Linked DNA regions of Homo sapiens: region 2 is linked to region 1. Evidence: read pairs that join two places in POLR2A ChIA-PET (ENCODE). Cell type or tissue: MCF 10A. All regions are shown on one strand.

Evidence for each region. ChIA-PET counts read pairs that join two places held together with the same protein. Peaks named below come from ENCODE experiments on the same cell type or tissue, not always from the same donor. Only the 100,000 strongest peaks of a DNase experiment are listed, where the experiment ranks them.
Region 2: POLR2A ChIA-PET joins it to region 1 with 5 read pairs; 1 of 35 experiments calls an interaction of 5 or more read pairs at or near these places.

Annotation. Positions count from the first base shown.
Region 1 is chr5:104,535,767-104,543,766 of GRCh38, reverse strand. No RefSeq gene overlaps it. Among named protein-coding and RNA genes, the nearest start is that of NIHCOLE, 460 kb to the right of the region's middle. In MCF 10A, no CTCF peak of the experiment used is centred here; a DNase peak (open chromatin) is centred at 3,146.
Region 2 is chr5:104,906,497-104,914,496 of GRCh38, reverse strand. No RefSeq gene overlaps it. Among named protein-coding and RNA genes, the nearest start is that of NIHCOLE, 830 kb to the right of the region's middle. In MCF 10A, no CTCF peak of the experiment used is centred here; a DNase peak (open chromatin) is centred at 3,396.

The sequences.
Region 1 (8,000 bases):
TAAGCTTATGAGAAACTTGGATCTGCCTCTATGTAAGACTCTACAAAATAGTTCTTGATTGATTTAAAGAGCTCATAAAACAAGTCCAAGATGGAAAAAAAGTTATTAGCATTTCTTGTTAAAAATTAATGACATGATTTGATGGTCTTTGAGGTGTGTCAGTGTGGCTGGGGTATAGTCCTCAATTATTTAGTTAAACACTAATCCATATGTTGCTTGGAAGGTATTTTGTACAAGTGATGTATTAGTCTGTCCTCACAGTGCTATAAGGAAATACTGAAACTGGGTAATTCACAAAGCAATAATGGACTCACAGTTCTGCCTGGCTGGAAAGGCCTCAGGAATCTTACAATCATGGTGAAAGGGTAAGAGGCATGTCTTACATGGTAACAGATAAGAGAGAATGAGTGTGTAGAAGGAACTGTCAAAGACTTTGTAAACCATCAGATCTTGTGGGAACTCACTCACTATCACAAGAAGAGCATGGAGGAAACCATCCCCATGATCCAATCACCTCCCACCAGCTCCTGCTCTCAACACGTGAGGATTATGAGGATTACAATTCAAAATGAGATTTGGGTGGGGACACAGAACCTAACCGTATCATGTAATTAAGTTTATAATCAGTTAAATTTAAGTAAGGGAGATTATCCTAAATAATTTTTGTGGGCCTGATTCAATCAGGTGAAAGCTGATTTATTTTTCATGAGAGAAAAATAAATTCCACATGTGGTCCACAGCTTTAGCCAGTACCTGGCAGTTCTAGACTACCCTTCTTGAAGATCTGCCCTTCTTGAAGACTTACCCTATGGATTTAGAAATTGCCTAGCCAGCTCCTATAATCAAGTAAGCTAATTCCTTGCAATTATCATACTATATATCTCCTACTGGTTCTGCTTCTTTGGTTGAATCTTGATAACAAGCATTAGTTAACAATTAGCTCAATGAGTGTCAACAATGAGATGTAGTTATTTCAAAAGTTAATTCGCTCTTGTGTTGCTGATGATAGAGTCAGTGAGAGCTCAGTGATGCATTATCAGATCACACTGGAGTGTAGATTATTAGCCTGCAGACTTAATTTCCCATGCTTCTGGAGAGACAAGTTAAAATAAAACATGCATTCTTAAAGAAGGATTGCTGAACCACTGATCTGAAAGAAGTGTGGATTCCAAGGCTTTACACAGATATCTTAGTGAGGTAAAATTTAGGACTAATCATTATCCCTAGCAGATATTCAATATGATAAGTTTATTCATGTAACAAGTGCAGATTGAATTATAATCTTACTTATCTGTGCAAGGCAGCTTTAATTAGAAGCACCATCAGGAGAAAGATTGTTGTAGTTGTAGAGAGTGAGGTTTCTGGATTTACACTAAGTGGGTGAGAAATTGTGTTTCATCAACTACTAGCTCTGTAATTGGAAAAATTTATTTTGTTTATTTTATTTAAAAGCATTTATAAGAGCTTACTATGCACTAGGACTTGTTTTAAATACTTTACAGTTATTGAGTCATTTGATATTTAGAAAAGAGGCAGGGTTTTTATTATACTCATTTATCAGTTAAAGAAACAGGTATTAACAAAAGGCACCATAGAGTACCAATTAAGCACATAGACACTTGAGGGTGATTACTTGGGTATGAAGCCTATCTCCACCACTTTCTACTGATGTGACTCAGATGATCTATTTAAGCTACCTGCATCCATTTCCTCAACTGTACCATGTGATAACAATAGTATTTGCCTCAAAGAGTTATGGTATAATTAAATTGGAAAACATGTCAAGAAATTAGAACGATGTCTAGCACATAGTAGGTGTTCACATTATGTTAAGTATTAACATTGTCACCATTATTAAGATCATTGTTAATATTATTGTTATTACAGATGGGGAATCCAAGTCTCCAAGAAAATTAGTCACTAAGCAGAGGTGAAAGGACCAATAAGTGAAACAAGCTGAAATTAAATCTCAGTTTATCTGTCCCCAGATCTTGGGCTTTTCCAATTATATCCTGCCTTTTTATGGAGGATCACTGGCCTCTCTCCATGGATGACAACTCATAGCTTGTCAACTTCACATTGTTAGATGCAATTAGAAGCGGAGTGACTCCAGGAGTCTGAAAAGCAAAGTAGATGAGTTCCAAGCATTGATCATGTCTTGCAACAGATGTCTTCATTATGTAATTCCAGAGCAACAGAATCATGTCACACACAAATTTTCCAATTCAGCTTATTCCAACATTAGCTTAGCCTCAATTTTGTACACACACCCAGTTGGCTTCCCATTTGCTGATCAATGCCATAATACAGATTATGAAGACAAAGTACTTTGAGTCATGAAGAGAGTAAAATGACAGTTTTGGAAACACAGTATGGATATCCTTAGTCTCAGCCTTGCTGAGTTCCTGTATGTCACATTGTTTTATCACTGTTTTAAAATCTGTTCAAAATGTTCACACAGTTTTATGATGATCACTTCCAGGTCCTGTTTGCCTGTTCCTTATTCTCCTGCCTATTTTTTTTTTACAATGACCTATGTCTTCATGTTGACAAAAGATGATAGTGTGATACATTTTTCACTTGCACATAACTACATCTGTGACTTTTTAAAAATAAGATTTTCTGTAAACATCTTCTGTTCACAGAGAAAATTGTCCTTCTGGGAACTGTAAAAATGGGAAAATAAATAGAAAATGTACCAAACAGAAACAGAATTAACACTAATCCGACCGCTTTGCAAAGTTTCAGCAACTTCAGACTTGATTTCAAAAACTTCCTACTTGATTTCAGAATGAAGTATTAATTATGTGACGAAGTGAATAAAACCCAAAGTATCCCTTTAGAGAAGTTTCCCAAGGCCATCACTTTCTCAGCTGAATACACTTCTAATGTCATCATCCAGGGAAATGAGAGTTTCAGCATAAGCATTGTGCCCCCTGGAATCACAGTTATTAAGTCTGCCCTTCTCCTGTAGGAACTCCCTACTTCACCATGTTCTTTCTCTCCAGCAATCATGCAATGTTATTAAACTACAAGCAAATCTCAAATTACAAATACAAATTATCCAGCTACAAGCATTCTCTCTCACAGTATTCAGTTCAGGTTGGCACATTTCCACACATAATAGAAAGAATGTTGGAAGAAAATCAAAAGAGCTTGGCAAAAGTCCCAGTGCTAGCACTTTCCAGTTCTGTGACCTTGGGCAAGTCATTTGGTCTCACTGGTTTACAGTTTCCACATCTTTAAAACAGAAGATGATAATCCCCTCTGTGGCCGGTGTGAGGATCAAGTACAATATCTGTGTTTAAGCAATTTGGAACTTAATTCCATATAAAACAGAGGTATCATTTCAGTTGGCTTCCTTCCTCCTTTAGTTTCAAAACCCAAGAAAGCACAGTAAAATTTTAGAGTATACAATGAATGAATATATGAAGGGATGATTTGGGGTTAAATTTTGTTGTTGTTGTTTTTGTAGGTTAATTAACTGATCTATATATTTAACCAATAACTATTGAGCACCTACTGTGTCATCCCTACAATAATACTGGACCCAGAGAAGGCAGAAGGTCTCAGAAATAAGTAAGTTAACCATGCCAGTTTTCAGTGTACTTACTGTGTGCCATGGTAGGATGCACAGAATGGAATAGGATGCAACTAAAACATAATTGATTTGGATGGAGAAAATGAGGAAAGAAAGAAATAAGTGAGAATAATGAGACTGGACAAGTTAGTTGGGGCTTGGATCACTTTATAAAACACTTTATTCTTTTAATAAATTTTTTATGCTGATGTTCAGAATGTAAATATATTTGAAAAATCATTCTCTTCTGAGTTCCCCAATGATCACAATGCACTTAGGAGACTATGTAATATGTTTTATGTAATGCATCTGCCAAGAATCAACAAGCTAGTTTGTTGGAAGACATCTTTACTATTTAATGTCCTCAAAATTTGGAATTCCTTGCTTTATACTGTGAGCACAATTGCACAATTGGTATGACTATTACTTTCCAATTAGTCCAACTGAGATAAAGGTTTTATTGTTTTGCCAGGCTCATTAAATATAGATCTCCATATCTAACTTCTCACAGGGCTAGAACTTTGTTGTGGTCACTATAGCTACTTCCTGCCAGCTGCAGATAATCTGCAAGATCACATTTACATTTATTTTATACCACACCAAAATTTACAAATGCTGTATGTTTCTCCCAATAAGGAGGGCTGCCTTAGTTTTTATTCCAATATTTGGATTAGTTTACCATTTACTCACTTGACAGTAATTTTCTATTTACTCATTATTTTCATTGCTTCTATGTAACTTCTTCAAAATCAGAAGGTTGTTTCCGAACACTACCCACTCCCAAGTCCTTATTAATGAACACCTCATCTTCCAAGTTACTGTTCCAAGCATTTCAGGTTCTAAGCTCAGATAATGGTTAAAACCCCCAACTCGCAGAACCAGGAGAGACCCATCAAATTCTTCACAATGCACCTTTACCTCTGAGGCACTTGGAAGTTGCAGGTTGGTTAGGTGGGGTTCTCCCCACTCCTCCGGTTCTACGCAACCACATTTTTATATTATCTAACAATTGCTCCAACTGCAGGGAGATCAGAGTGTGCTAATTTGGATGTCATATAGCCAGGGATTCTGTAGTTCACCCTGAGGTCTGAACCAGATCTGTGACAGATGAACATCTCTCAATTAGAACAGCTCTGCCAGGTCCACAGCTGACCCGCTCCCACATGACTGGAGAGATATGAACTCTCCTTTGTTGCATTTCTACCCTCCTCTAGGGAAGTGGTCAGAAAACTTTTTAACATACGAACAATATCTAGTTTTTTTAATAGAAAACTTTTTCTGGTCCTGTACGTAGTAAATAATTTACATTTTGTAAGCCAATCCCCGTCACAATTATCCAACTCTGCTGTTGCACAAAATCACTCATAGACAATACCTAAACGTGAACTTCAGCAACGTGTCCAAGACCTCACAAGTAGTGAGTGACTGTGGCAGGATGAGAATCTACTGCTAATATTGAGTAATAATCACTTTACTGAATTATTTTGCTCAATATATATGAATTGAGGACCTGCTTGTGCCAAGAACTCTTCTGGACACAGATAAACCTCATCATATAGCTTATGATTTAATTAAATCAGCTCCTTCATATGGTTAAAATAATACCTGACAGCTTAAAATTAAAAACCTATTGTCTTTAAACACTCATTCACATCACCAGAGGCAGCTTCTTTTACCTACTTTTGTTTCAGGCCTTCAGTTAATCACCTCAATATCACTAAATACGCTTGTTTATGCATCTCTGTCATGATTGGTCAATTTTAGTGTGGATCTCTACTTCACTGAAGATGAAGATATTATTCCTTTTTCATTTCTTCTTATTATTTATGCTTTCTTCGAAATTTCAAGTATTTTGTTTTGTTCTGTTTTATTTTGAGACAGGATCTTGAGACTGGATCTCGCTCTGTTGCCCAGGCTGGAGTGCAGTGGCACAATCATGGCTCACTGAAGCCTTGACCTCCTGGGCTCAAGCGATCCTCCCACCTCAGGCTCCTGAGTAGCTGTGACTAAGGCGCATGCCACCACACTGGGCTATTTTTGTTTATTTTTTGTCATTATGTTGCCCAGGCTGATTTCGAACTCCTGGACTCAAGCAATCTGCCTGCCTCAGCCTTCCAAAGTGCTGGGATTACAGGCATGAGCCACTGCGCAAGGTCCCAAGCTTTTCCAGTGAGCTCTTTACTTTTATTTGTTGAAGTTTTCATATTTACATTTTGCTCTGTAATTCTAATTATATGTTCAGCTTTGGTAACTAGCTGATTTTAAATATTAAAAATGAAAGAACATATCATTATAATTTGTATAAGTTTGGAGCAAGTTCAGTACTATTCTACCATTTATTTTCTCCATGGGAGGAATATAACGTTTAATGGGTTCTCATTTATTATATACTGTAGGTAGTCTTTTAATTTAGTACTTAAACATAGACCATATCATTATATAGCAATCTTCTGAATATTCAATCTGAACTGAATGAATATTATTAATATTTAAATATATAAATAGGTAAATACATATGTATATTGACCAAAAGTTAGAAATGAACACTTTACAGAATCTTTGCATACTGTTCTAGGAATTGCAGTAATGAGATATATAGGCACTATATTTGAGACATGCAAAAGCTCTGCTATTTCTAAACTTCTATTTCTCACCACCATTTAAAAAATGTGATATGCACAATGTATTTTCTCTCTGTGACTACATTAGGAATAAAAGAGAAAAACACCCAGCAATATGAATTACATGTATTCATAATTTATTTTCAAAAACTAAGAATGTATAATAGAAATTATGATCTCTTGGTCAAACAAAATGTTATTATTATTTTAGTATGTTCTTTAATGAAAATAGATAAAAATAAGGTCTGTTTTCTAAATGGTGGTTTGTAGAAAAGACCCTAACTGAAGTTTGTTGTTATATTCTTTGGTTTTGTTTTTGAGATGACTTTTATTCTTTTCTATTATGAAGTTGTCATGTTCACCTTCACACTTGATGAGGAAGGATACCTCTGAAACCTGAGTGGTTATCGTCTTAGCACTTTCTGTCTTGTCTTGAGTCATAGGACAGCCTTCTATTTTAAAGAATAAATGACAATTATGCATTTCTAGCTACTTGGAAAACAATGTATTCATGATTTTTAAAATTACTAACAAAACTGCTTTTTGATATACCTGACTGTATCACCTACAAGTATTATCTCATTTGAAATTTAAAAAGAATCCATAAATAAGGATTTTCTTAGCATTTATTAATTATGTATTTTTATACTATTTCCATGAAAGTTATGATTTAAAGATGGTCAAGTGTTCATTTTAGCTCAATAGTTAATGGACTGATAATTTTTCTAGTTTAATTAAGGTATTTTGTTTTTACATAAGCATCTATAGGTTGACTCCTATCAAAATGACATTCTTTCAAAGTAACTTTCTTATATTTGAGGAAAAGTCACTTTTACCTAAACATTATGTGTTTGCTCACTAAAATGCCAACTTCAATAATTTTTTTATTAAAAATCATCACATAATAAATTAATCACATTCAATGTGCAGGTCTTTGAAAAGGACTTTGTATGGCATGGGGAATTTTTTTTAAAAGAAAAGAGCTAGAAAAAATGTTAGTGCCAAGGAGATTTCTTTAAAAACAGAAGATGACAGCCTATTTCTTGACTTTCTATTTGCCTTTATTAATTTTCTTCAGGCTCAAGAAGACAACACAGAATAGACGGCTGGAGAAAAGGATTCCTTGCTATTTTTCTGTTCTTAGTCTAACTAACACACTTCAAAACAATCCTGATATGGGCCTGTTAAACATTTTGCTAGTAGCCCTACGAAAAATTGTTGTAAAAATGCATGGTGCTACATGATGAAATGAGTTTGTTGACAATTTTAGTACATTGTGATTAAGTTTCAATAGAAGGAGAATGTGCCTGGAAGATCTCATTGTCAAGTCTTGTAAAGAGATAAGTAATTTAGAGATTCTTGCATTTTAAAAAGTGACATTGGGAAATTACTATCCCTTGAGAGACAAGTCAGATGTAATAAACAAAAGCAGCAAACTTTTGAGTTATCTGTTTATATTGACGATGATATGCAATTTTTTAGCATTTCTTTTTAACAAAAACTTCCATGCATTTCTTTCCCTAAAGAAAGGTATTAAAATGCCAGTACCTTAGTATGCACATATAACCTTACAATAATACTCCCCAGAAAATATTAAGAAAATCAATAAAGAAATCAATATTAGTCTGGAGTCTGAAAGAGTTGCAAACTACATTGATGGCTTCCCTTTTATGTGTTTGGAAAAATTGATTTCAATTGCCTTGTTACTGATTCTTAGAATTTCATTTAAAACTTTTTCTTTCTCTCTTTCTTCAAGACTCAGCAGGGACACGATACTGTGAATTAAAATTCAGACAGTG
Region 2 (8,000 bases), 370 kb before region 1:
ATACAGAGATTTATGAAAAGACGCTAACAGCCTGTCCCCGTGCCATCATTGAAAAGGCTCACTGGGTATTCAATAATAAGAAGGGAAAAAAGCATAAAGAGGCAAAAATTACATTTAAATCAACATGGCAAAAGGTTTCCATGGTACAAAGAAAAATTAAATCAAACAGTGGGATTCTTTTCAATACAGGCCTTTAAGAAAATGGGCAAGATGTAATGTGCTCTGTTTGTCAGACAAGCGACACAGTTAATCAGTGCTAATTGCCCAGGATTGGCCTCTCAGTTATGTCAGTCAATTAAAGCACATTCTAATATCTACTGACCAAACCCCCCTATGTGGTAGGTAGGCAGAAAAACAAAAGGCATATACAGTGGGTCCTTCTCTTAGTTGGGAAAAGAAATCAATACTGATTTAGTTGTAGCAGAATTGAGCTATTTTGTCTGCAGTCTTTTTATCTACAAGGCCCCCTGGCCATCAGTGTGGGAAAACATTCATGGAACGAATGCATTTAGCAAGAGTAATCATCATCATCGTGAAGTGCTTGTCAGAAATGAAGACAAAATGCAATTAGGCTAGATTTACAGTTGGACCAATAATTACCACTCAGATGTTTCAGCTGAATGGAAAATACATGATTCCAAACCATGACATTTGTGTTCGATTGCCTTCTCCTCCTTTCTCTTGTGATCTCTAACCCTCCTCCATTTTCTTTTCTTTCTTTCTTTTTTCATTTATAAAATATGTCAGTCATGATGTACCACAGCTGAATAATTGTCATAGAGTCAAATGCTTGCAGATGGTTAATGGAAACAGAAAATTAAATGAACAGCAGTAAAGAAACTCATACAAAATTAAAGAACTCTATTGCAAATTTAAAGGGTCATTTGGTTTCATCAAAAATCAAATAATATGAATATGTTATCCTCTGCATGAAAGAGACTATGTTAAATTATTTTGAGAGCTGAAAAATGAGCAATCAATGGTGTGCTAATGAAATTTGTGAAAAAATCATTTTTTTCACATATTGAAATATGCCATAAATTGTCATTTACTTCCTGCAGAAGAAGGCCTACTTTGGGAGATCACTTTTTTTGTTTTGTTATGTTTTATTTTATTTTACCTCAGCTTATTGTTTATTTAAATGGTCACACTGATGATAGGACTTGAATCAAGTTAGTGGGATTAAAGTAAGCAGACTTCTCTCTGAGTTGCAAATAATAATAATAATAATATGCTACTCTATCATAAAAGTATCTTGTCTGAAATATTTTCCTCGTATGACAGAAAACGAACAATTCATATTATATTCATTAAATGTCCAAAGAACCAAATCAATGACCTAATAGACCTGCAAAGATTTAAGATGGTTTAGGCCAACTAAGCTCTCACCCACCTGGCATTTTTCAAACATGTAATTGATAAAACTTTTGTGAAAGTAAAAACTGTCTTTCTGGTGAAGCATTAGATATGATGTTGCATGGTGTCATTCAGAAGTGAATTTCAGTTACAGATTCTTTAAAAATAGATCAATATTACAAAGCATTACATTCTTTATTCACTCCTTTTTATTTTTCATTATCCTCTTTATTCTCTGGGAAACCCAAAGTCAATATGAAATGTCTTTGTCCATCATAGAAATGATTTTCATCTTTGATGGTTGTTCATGTCAAAGAGAAAGAAAAATAAAGACATATAATGAGTCTTCAATGAAAATAACTCAAACATTTGTGACATTGTCATGAATGACTATATAATAGCTGAATATTTTTAATGACTAACAAATCTTAGTGGGTATTTGAAAGTGAGTCAATTTTTCACAAAAAAAAAAACAAGGCTGTAAAATATTCCAAAAAGAACAGCTTTCAAAAGGTTAAAATATTTTTTTTTACAAATCCCTTAAGATAAATCATGGTCTTTTCAAATGCAAAACAAAAATGTATTTTATCTTGCATTAATGAGTAGGAAAAAATATTATAAACACACTTTTTTCAATGATCCTTGATTGATTATTTAAATCAATAAAAGCATTTCATTTTTTCCCCTCTCAAACTCTGAGTTTATATGTAAAATTGGACTTCACATAAAATTGATGCACAGGTGAAATATTTTCCCAACTTTTCATTTGACAAAGTACAAAATTCTTTATTTTAAATGATATCTAGCAAAGGTAAAGTTTAGTTGTTAGTTATTCTGGGTTAAAATAAGATAGGAACAAATATAGCTCAACAATTTTGAACTCTTTGTATAAATAAGTTATAATTAAATATTCAATTTTATTGAGTTAAAGCAGTTTTTTCTATATTTTTCAAATAGAACCCCACTTTTTAAGATTTGTCTGCCCTTTTTCTAACTACACCTCTTTAATACCTTCATTTTTAATGTAACATTGATATAGTTTTCACTTGAAATCCAGCCATCTCAACACTAAACATAGAAGCATTATCTATATAATATCCAACAATAGTGCTCTTTGCAGATTCATCACTATAAAGTCATTTTTTATAGATGAAATTGCAGTAGGAACAATGTCACTAGTCCCAATTGTTAGTATTTTTTTTTTACTTTTCAAATAAAATGCGAGAAATGTTTATGGCAGGAGCAAATGTCTTCATTTTGATGTATTAAACTGCAATTTCTACAAATACCTCAGCCCTACTGATTTCCTATACTTAAGAGCTCAGAGTGCAGTGCATGGGTATGCCTGATACATTGTATATTTTCATAAATACATTCCCTTTTTGATAAGTATATTCCCTTAAATTAATAACATACCCCTGCTTCATGGGTTTTTTGGTTTGTTTGTTTGTTTCTTTGTTTGTTTGTTTTGAGACGGAGTCTCGCTCTGTCTCCCAGGCTGGGATGCAGTGGCACCATCTCGGATCACTGCAAGCTCCGCCTCCCGGGTTCACGCCATTCTCCTGCCTCAGCCTCCTGAGTAGCTGGGACTACAGGCACCTGCCACCACGCCCGGCTAATTTTTTGTATTTTTAGTAGAGACGGGGTTTCACTGTGTTAGCCAGGATGGTCTCAATCTCTTGACCTCGTGATCCGCCCCTCTCGGCCTTCCAAAGTGCTGGGATTACAGGCGTGAACCACCGCGCCCGGCCCCCTGCTTCATGTTTGAGAGGAAAATCTAATTTGTTTATACTAATATTTAGAGCACGCTTCCGGATTCAGTATGGCTACTGGATGCTAAGGAAATGTTTCTTTAGCAGTTTGAGATTCTGTGGTTGAGACACATACAAGAAATAAATTAAGTACAAAAACATCCGTTGAATTTTTAGGAACTCTCAAGGTTTTAAAGAGATGCAAGCAGATGACAGTGAATGCTGTGTTACTCTGCCTGGGTCTACCCTCAGGGCAAGGGCGTGCGTTTCCCCAGCTGCCAGGAATGTTTGCCACTAACAGCTCACAGCTGAGTTCATCTCCTGTTATTACCCTTTACCTAAGGGAGCGGCCTCCAAGAGAAACTTGTTTGCCCTCAACTCAGTCTGCATCTGGTGAGTAATGTGGGTGTAAGGAATCGACACCCTTGCGTCTAATCCAGACATCTCTAAAAGACCACCCCGGTTTCAATGCTCCTCATGAGACCAGATGAAGCCATCATTATTAACTCCTTAATTTGTCCAATACTGCTTCACTTATTTCCTCATGGGGTTGCCTCTGAGAGCAAGCCCCGGTAAACTTCTTCCTTATACATCTTAATCTCAAAGTCTGATTCCTAGAAACCCAAGAGATTTTGATTTGAATTTAAATAACAGGCGGAGTTTGAAAGAATAAAGAGATGGAGGGAACGCATCATAACCTGGTATGACCTGGATCAACATAAACAAAGGTGAGAAAGTGGATGTTTATCATATTGTAAAGTGACTCTGGTCTGATAATCTGTGGGATTTTCAGGGAATTATTTCAAATGAGAATGGAGAAGATGGGTGCCCATGAAATATGAAAGGCATTAAAATCCATGTAAAGGATTCTGATTTTATTGAGTAGATGTTTGTGAGTCACTCTAAGACTTGAATAAAAATGCAGTTTGTAAGGAAGCTTAGCAGGGCAAGAACATTCAGTAAGAAATAGTAAGGAATGAAGCCACAAATCCACATCTTAGAGATGAAAGTCTGTATAGGTAGTAATAGAAAGGGTGAAATTTCTTTCTTTCTTTTTCTTTCCATTTTCTATGCCTTCCACCACCCCCGTGTGTGGGTGTCTGTGTGTGTGTGTTTGTGTGTGTCTGTGTGTGCATGTGCATGTGTTACGGAAAAAGAGAAAAAAAGTCTTGTGGATACTTTCTGAAGTATAAATAAGTCTTTTGATGACTCCTCTGTTTTGAGTTGTTTTGCCATATCTGACATCAAAGAGGTAAATTGCCTGATATATTTTTCTTTTCATTACATAGTTCACATTTCTATCTTGTGACGATAGTAATGAAAAAATTAAACAAACATGAAAGAAAGCCAGAGGAAGAAGGAGGCTAATGAAAGGGCCTGGATAATGGTACATAAATGGAATGATCGACTCTGGCATAACTGAGAGTTAATTGTTTTACTTTAACTCAACTTGCACTCTGTGTCCAAATCATCTCCCCAGGATACAAGTTGAATGACAAAACACCCAATGGAAATAGTGAATTTTCTATAATTGAATTTCCTCTTCACCATACCTCAAATAAGACACTAGGTGCTCACCACATACCTTGTTCTCCAGGAGCTATTTCAATATTGTTCTTTCTCACTAGAAGCAGTTTGAAGTTGCCATTGATATAATAAAATCCGACATCTTTCAATGAATCAGCATAAATAGGTCTTTATTAATAGCCAAATAAAAACCCTAGAAACATATTTCTTTCAGTCTCATCGTTGCTCTCATATACAACAGGTATTTCTATTTATTTATAATTTCTTCAAAATTAAGATGCACAACTCAGATTACAAGAGTTTAAATTTCCACCTACTTAGTTACTCTAAATGTAATCCCAAGTCTCCTATTTTCCAGAAATTCTGCTTTGCATGATTATAAAAAGTTTGAGTCCTGACAAAACCCCTTATTTAAAAAAAAATAAGCAAACACTTATTCAAAAAGTTTAAAAAGAACACAATTCTTTGTTTCACAAGACATTGACTTGTATAAACATTATCAAATAGCAGTCAGTGTTGTTTCTCCTTGCCTGACATATGTAGGCATTTAATACTGAACACTCATGTGCTCTGTTGCTCTTTTCCTTGGTTGTCTTTGTGTGGGTTGGGGAGGGGGTGTGGGGGGGGACACAGAGTTTCGCTCTGTCACCCAGGCTGGAGTGCAGTGGCACAATCTCGGCTCATTGCAACCTCTGCCTCCCTAGTAGATGGGATTACGGGCATCTGCTACCACACCTTGCTAATTTCTGTATTTTTAGTAGAGATGAGGTTTCACCATGTTGGCCAGGCTGGTCTCGTGCTCCTGGCCTCAAGTAATCACTCAGTGCTGGGATTACAGGTGTGAGCCACTGCACCAGGCTCCCCTAGTTTTCCAGGAGTGTTTTCACCTGATTTTGTGATCAAGCATAGGAAATTGTAACTGTTTTTCTCCCCTATGTCTATTTTCTTGTTATAATTGTATAAAACATCTTGTACAAAGTGAATAAGACATTCATATAATATGAAATTCATTCAGAGAATTCCAATATTGCCCTGGGGTATGTTCACCTCACTGCTGCTGTACCTCCCTTCTGGCCACCACATTGTTCTTTGTAGATTCAAGTTTGATTGTTAGAACTCAAGTCAGGCAGTCAGTGTCTGAAAATCCTTAGCATTCTCCAGAACTCTTTTTATACTGATTCCTCCCCTACAAAAGGGCTTTTGCAGGGAGGATGGGGAGAGAAGAAAGAACAGGATTAGAGACCCTTTTAAAGTCACTCACCACCAAGGTGAGGAAAAATGACTCCTAAGTCAGAGGTAAGGTTATCAGCTGAAATAGATGACAGTGATTTTCTTCAATCTAGGTCATTTTTATTATGCTGCTGAAGTTTCTTTTCTCATTACAGAGAGCTTATCAAGAAAATGGTACTAAAATTGCCAGAGTATTTTTGTTTGATATAATTAAGAACTTCAATTCAAAGAGGAATTAAATAATGAAACAAGGTTATATAGAACTGTGGACATTTAATAATATAATGAAGGTTTAGGAACCTAAAGTGTCTGCTTACTTAGATAATTACATCAGATAATTTACTTTGAGAATCAGTCAGTGTTTTTCAGGTGTTTAAAACTCATTCCAATCAGTGTCAATTGATTGATTCTGAAAAGAAAATTTTTATCTTAGCTGTGTTGTGATTGGACTAAAATTTTCAAGGCAACTGGAATTTAAGTGGATAATCTCATGGAGGCTAATTTGTATTTGATAACTTAATATGCACATAAAACATAGTAAGATATGGGTCCAACCATTGCTTGGGGCTATTGCAGGAGTATGACAATTAAATAATAAGTATAAGCAATAATAATAAAAATTTCACAGAGCATATTTTATGTTTAAGGCACTGCGTGAAGCCTGTTTTTATATTACATCTATTCATTCACCTCATTTAATATAATTTCAAATAGCCTTTACTTGGGATTTCTTTTTATCATTGCCTGAAGTTTTCTTCTTAGAGTCATTTATTTGGGTTACACAACATAGATAGGGAAGCATACCACAGCCAATATTAAATTCCCTAATTAATTTGAACTGTGATTCTCTGGAAGAGACTCTGTACTTGACATGTGTAGGAAATAGAAAGTCATGTCTTTGGCAGTTCATGATTCTACTGATAAGTATCTGATGGAGCTACAGAAAATTATAGAACATTTATATACCTTGAATATGAAAATGCATTCAGCACTAGGTAACATGCGGTTTAGAAATTTTTCTGTTGTTTAGATGTTCAAGAGCACAGGTCCTTCAATTATTAGTAATAGCTCTGAAAAGATGTAATACATGATAGGTTAGTTTCCTTGAGCTTTTAGGGATGGAATTCCAGAAGATAGCAGAGATGGTAGGAAGACAAGTGATGCCTGAATGTCACAAGACACAGTATTAGCTTGAGAGAGGAAGCAAAGAACAATTATTAGGAAAGTCACCAGAGAAAAATATCTAATCACTCTGCCAACAGAATGGTAGGCACCTTATACCACACATCTCCTAAGGACTAAGTAACAAGACTAACATTTGAGTTCCCTTTCTCTAAAGAGGCCCTGGTCACTAAGTGCAACCTTTCTACCATCTCAAAACATGTTTCACTCCTCTACCATCTCAATTCCAGCCGAGAGGATGAATGGCTACTAGACACAAAGTGTTTCTAGGGCAGCCTCATCTTAGGGCAGCTGCAATGATTAGATGCCATCAAAATATTAGAGGATTTGTTATTAAAACAAAAACAACAGGGCGCAATTACAAGTCTCAAATGTAATACTTGCTTCATTTCCTAAGTGAGGGAAATGTCTGTAAATACATCCCTTGCATATATTCAATTTGATTTACTCAAAAATTCTTAAAAACTGTCCCTTTATAGCTGATGAAAACTATTGTGAACTATGGAACTTTCTTCACAAAAACACAGCTGCAAAAGTGTCAAGGCTTAAGTTCTTGTGTGGCAGTTTCTCTAATTTAAATTGTGGAGATGTCTTTAGACAGAAGTTGGTTTTGGAAATGACTATTCAGCCCAAAGCAAGCTTCAACGTTAGTTCTTTTCTGAATATTTCTTTGACTAGTCTTATTTGTTTAATCATGCTAACAAGTTATAGGTAGATAGGTGAATTTATTTTTCAATAACATGTTAACTGAAGCTTCAGATTTAGATTTCTTTACACACTGGTGTTTTCATAAGTTTACAAAGTGAGCCTTGAAAATGCCTGAAGGGTACCTAAATATTGCTTACCCAGAATATAGTAGATAATAGAAATAGACTTGCTTAACTTCAGGCTAAATGTCAGGGAATTTTTATATTCACTCTCCATTATTAAGGATTGAACCAGCTGAAGAATAGT